Regions from separate parts of the Homo sapiens genome. Here region 2 is linked to region 1. Evidence: chromatin loops called from intact Hi-C (ENCODE). Cell type or tissue: GM12878. All regions are shown on one strand.

What was found. A loop is a pair of places that touch in the nucleus more often than their neighbours do. Peaks named below come from ENCODE experiments on the same cell type or tissue, not always from the same donor. Only the 100,000 strongest peaks of a DNase experiment are listed, where the experiment ranks them.
Region 2: a loop joins it to region 1, with 10 times the contacts of the local background. A loop is called at or near these places in 1 of 110 quality-filtered maps.

Annotation. Positions count from the first base shown.
Region 1 is chr6:20,707,248-20,709,747 of GRCh38, forward strand. The region is part of intron 5 of CDKAL1 (CDKAL1 threonylcarbamoyladenosine tRNA methylthiotransferase); the gene reads left to right. Among named protein-coding and RNA genes, the nearest start is that of CDKAL1, 170 kb to the left of the region's middle. RefSeq lists an enhancer at 1,449-1,498. In GM12878, no CTCF peak of the experiment used is centred here; a DNase peak (open chromatin) is centred at 1,304; H3K27ac peaks cover 296 bases.
Region 2 is chr6:20,836,046-20,838,545 of GRCh38, forward strand. All of the region lies in intron 8 of CDKAL1 (CDKAL1 threonylcarbamoyladenosine tRNA methylthiotransferase), which reads left to right. Among named protein-coding and RNA genes, the nearest start is that of CDKAL1, 300 kb to the left of the region's middle. In GM12878, no CTCF peak of the experiment used is centred here; a DNase peak (open chromatin) is centred at 1,396.

The DNA of each region.
Region 1 (2,500 bases):
GGGTCTTTCCTTGGTCACGTGGCTGTTGAGATCTGCCTGGGTTAGTTGCAAACCATTAATCCAGTAGCACAGAATGATGAAATATTTGACTACTGGGTGTTTGAAGTAAGAAAACAAATCCTTTTAAAAGTTATTATTCAGCAACCACAGAATGCTTTTATCATGTTGATATAACATCTGAGTCTTTACATTTTATCTAAGGGTAGCCTATTCTTATCTACAACATAAAAAAGAAATCTAGGTAATATTTGGCATTATGGTAACTAGCTACCATATAGCACCTGTCTGCTTACCCACTGTGGTGGGGTAACCATATAATTCAGTGATTAAACTGGAATACTTTTGTCAGTGACAGAGAGCTAGGACGAAAGGTGTAAACAAGGATATGTAGTCATTTTACTTACAAGGCATAGCCATATTTTGCCATCTTCCATGATCAAGAATAACTGACTATTCCTCATGCATGTAAGAGTAATTCTTATTTTCAAATTGCATTAATTGTGCTGGTATAGTGCCTCATATAAAGTAGGTACTCAATAAATATTTGTAAATTGAATAAATGTTTATGCTTAAAGAAATCTTAAAGCTTCCTGCCAAAATCTTTAAAAATGTACGTTTTAGAAGGGCTTTGAGTTAAACATCCTCTGTATTTTCTTGATATTAAGACCCAGTGTCAGGATTCCCCACAGTGGCATTACCCATGGACCTGTGATCTAAACTCTGAAACCATTTTAATATGTAGTATATTATAAGAGTAGGAAAAGCACTTAATTGCAATTACGTATTGTTCTGTCTAAAATAATTTAACTGTGTGCTAGAAGAGTGAGCCCTTTAGTCAAGTGCTTATGACTTATCTTGGTAACTTATTTACTTTACCTTTTTACTTGAAGTTGTTAAACAATTCAGTGGCTACTTAACATTTCCTTAAATTTACTCTGAGAGAAAATAAGGAACCCAAGTCATTTAATTTACTTGTTTGTTAGTACCTTGTCAGAGACTTTAATAGTACGGAAAGAAATTTGGGATAATTTTTTTCACGAATTTTCAATTTTTGTGTTGTTCACTTTAGAAATTTTCTTTCATTTAAAGTTTTCTCTCTCCTTGCAAGGCCTACTTTACTATATATGACATAGAAAAGGGTGCAGGAATTTCTATCCTTTTCTATGTGGTGATTCTTGCCTGCCTGGGCAGCTTATGAGACAGATTGGATTTAGCTCAACCCTGGAATGTGTGTTACAGTGTGGTGGGTTTTGGCAAGTCACTTGTGGTTTAGAGGGACTCTATGACGTGGGCTGGGAACTTTGGTCTTTTCTTTTGGTTTGAAGTAGGTTTTTTAAAAAAGGTGTTAGACAGTTTCAGGTTCGAGACCTTGTTAATTGGTTTAACATCCCATCTGTCCTAGTCACTCTGATTCTAATATGACAGAATTGAAACAGATGCTATTTAAATCTCCATTTCTTTATTTTATTTTAGTTTTTTGTATGTGTGCATGTGTCTGATGATATTGTAGTCTTGGTCTTTCTGTATCTTTCCCTTTGACTTTTCTACAATTTCTGGTCTGGTTTCTTTGTGTTTCAGCCTTTTTCTTCTTGTCCTTATGTTTTTTCTTTTTGACTTTTTTCACTTGAGTGACAGAGTTTACCAAGTCTTATTGTTTATGTCTACCCTGATGTATCATAATAGTCAAACATTGGTCATGATAGAACTTGCTTCAGTACTTCATGATTTTTATACAGTAGAACTAAATCCATGGGAAGATATTTATTTACTTGTTAATTATCTTCCCATTGCAATGTAAGCTCCAAGGGCAGGGGTTCTCTTTTTTTTACGACTGTATCCCCAGAGCCTGGAAGTGTGCTGAGTGTCTAACAGCTGTTAAAAAAAAAATGAATAGAAATGCTTTAGTTTTCTGAGAGTTTCCCAAATTAGATATTATTTAGGGAGAGTCTTGAAGTTCCTTTGCTCTACAGCACACCCCTGAACCTTGGCTGGTATTTGAACCGTCTAATGAAGAACAAAGTACTTTTGAGAGATTCTATTTGTAATACTGTAAGATTTTTTTTTTAATAGATTGAGCATCCCTAACCCAAAAATCCAAAATCTGAAATGCTCTAAAATTCACAACATTTTGAGCACCAATGTGATGCTCAAAGGAAATACTCATTGGAGCATTTTCAATTTTGGATTTTCCAATTAGGGATGCAAAAAAAAAATTTGAAGTCTGAACACTTCCACTTCCAAGCATTTCAGATAAGGGATCCTCAACCTGTAGTCTCTTCCCTTTCTAGTGCTCATTGTCCCTAGACTCGATTTTACTACTTTATCAGTTAAGATGCTTGTTGGTTTCATTAATAGAAATCTCAGCTGAAACTCACTTAACAATAAGGACGTGGATTATGTTGCACAACAGGAAGTACAAGAAGGCTTCAGAGTGGGTTAATTGAACTCATTGTTGTCATAAGAGACCTAGGTTGGGTCTTTTTATATTTTTCTTTTGCTT
Region 2 (2,500 bases), 130 kb after region 1:
CTCCCTCAAGCCTCCTTTTTACTCCCTCCTATGTAGATGAAAAAGGAAAGCAGGAGTGTACCTCCTATGAATAGCCCACACCTGCACTTTTCGATAGTGACTCGGTAGAGTAACTATTTCATTCACTTGGACATGACCTCAAGATTTAGCAGTGGGAAAAGAAAAGCATCGAAGTAAATCAAACTGACGATTATGTTACAAAGGCTATCTGATTTGCTGAGTTCCAGCCATCATATTACCAAAAATATAATGTTTGCATATTATACAAACATTTTCATTTTTAAAAAAGCAGCACCGTCACTAAGTTAGTTATATATAAAAATTCAGCGTAAGTTGCAGTTATTCTGTAGCATATTCAGTGGCATTACAGTTGAAAAGAATAGAATCTGGGAATCCAGGTCTTTCTTATGATTCACTTTTGTCTCTGTCATAGGTTGGCTTTTTAGGGTTATACTCCATGAATATCACCACCTCTTGGGATGGAAGTTCTCAGCTGGCACATTCCTTGCTCATCTCTGAAATACTGTTCTTTAATGTTCTTATTTAAGTTCTTAAATTGACGTATTTCCTCTGTTGAGATGCATTTTTTCCCTTTTCCATCCAAATGTTTCTGAAAACAGCACAATTCTTTATAAAGGAATATACATTCCTTTAAATACATCTTGTATTTAATGGGGGTAGTTTTTATCATTCCCTTCTCCTGTTCCAATAAAGAAAAGAGCTCTCACTGAATTGATAGGGATTCTATCCATCAGTCAAGGAAAAGAGGTGTAATGTGTATGTAGGAGAAGAGGCACTAAACCACTGTGCAGCTGAGGTCCGCGTGGGAAAGGTTTCTTCTCATGGATATTTGGGTAGTCGCCTTGATAGCCAGTGGACTGTGTGCTAAGGCCCTACCAGTTCCCTCATTTTCTCTCTCTGGTAAATGCTACTTTGTCCTGGCCCTGCGTTAGGTAGTAATCTCCAAGTCAAAGATGGGCAGTTGAATTTTACTGAAATTATTACAATGTTGATTAAAATTGTTAGCTCTCGAATTTGGAGAATTTGTTGAAGTTAAAATGGTGGGTAATTACATAAATGCTTAGGCACTACTTTTTCATTTCACTTTAAAACATGTCATCTCTCTTCCTTATGTGATTGCTCACACCATTATTTGACCCAAACAATTTAAGTTTTTTCCCACACAGGTTAGAAATTTAAGTTTTATCTGAATTTAGCTTTCTAGTTTCAATGCCCTTGAAATATAAGATTTTTTTTTTCTTTCCCAGGATGTTTTGACTCATGTTAGAACAATACCTTTTATCCCAGGCGCCAAAATATGGTACCTGTTACATGTTATAGAATTAGCCTCAACCACTGTTTCCTGTGAGATTTCACCTCAGCAGACGTCAGCCTCCATAACCACTGAGAGAACAAAAACAATAGTTTTGTTCACTAATACTCCTTTGCTTTTAGAGTATATTTTATGGTCCATTATTCAGGTTTTTTGGTTGGTATATTTTGCCTGTGGCTTAGTCAGATTTTCAGATTAACCCTTAGGTAAGTCTTTGCTAGAGACCACTTTCCCATAAGTTGACCTTTAGAATATCTGAAAGTACAGATTTAGTTTTGCTTAGTTTAACAGCAGACGAGTGTTAACTATTAATCTGCAGAAATAAATATTTCTAATACTAGCATAAATTTGGCTTCACTTCAGCATATAATAATAATAATAATAATACTTTTTATAAATATATATATGCCTTGTTTTCATTCCTGCAAATTCTAATTCAGTAAATCTGATAAGGGGGCCAGGTATGTGTACCTAAAAAGAAAAAACAAAAACAACCTACAACCCCAAAACCAAACAAACCAGACATAGAGAACAGTTAGGGGTGGAGCTGGGAAGAAATTGTGTGTGTGTGTGTGTGTGTGTGTGTGTGTGTGTGTGTGTGTGTATACTTCTATGTATATGATTTTTATATATGTATACATCTACTTGTATATATGTATACATCTACTTTTATATATGTATACATCCATTTTTATAGATGTATACATCTACTTTACATAATTTTAAAACAGTATTTGTTACTGCTTTTTAAACTTTATGGTATATTAGGAATATATCTTACATGGCAGAATTATATTCTTAAAGGATAAATTATATGTCTATTTATATGTATAATGTATACATATATTATGTAAATAAAATCTCCTACTATGGTAGGAAGTGTATAGTTGTGTTCACAGTTCCTGTTTCGTTTTCAGCTTGGACATTCGTAAGTTAGCTCAAGTCTGTAGCACAGTGTCACTTTGTCTGGGTCTCAGCTTGAATGGCCAACCAGGTGTCTATGTCACAAACATTATTTGACAATTACAGCTGTCTCTACTGCTGTCTTTGGAAAGTATAGATAATATCTTAGCCTTAATTTTTGTCTGCTGTCATTGCTTTATAAAACTAAAAATAACAACGAAGGTGGAACAAAAGAAAATTTTCGGAAAAGTATGTACTTTATGG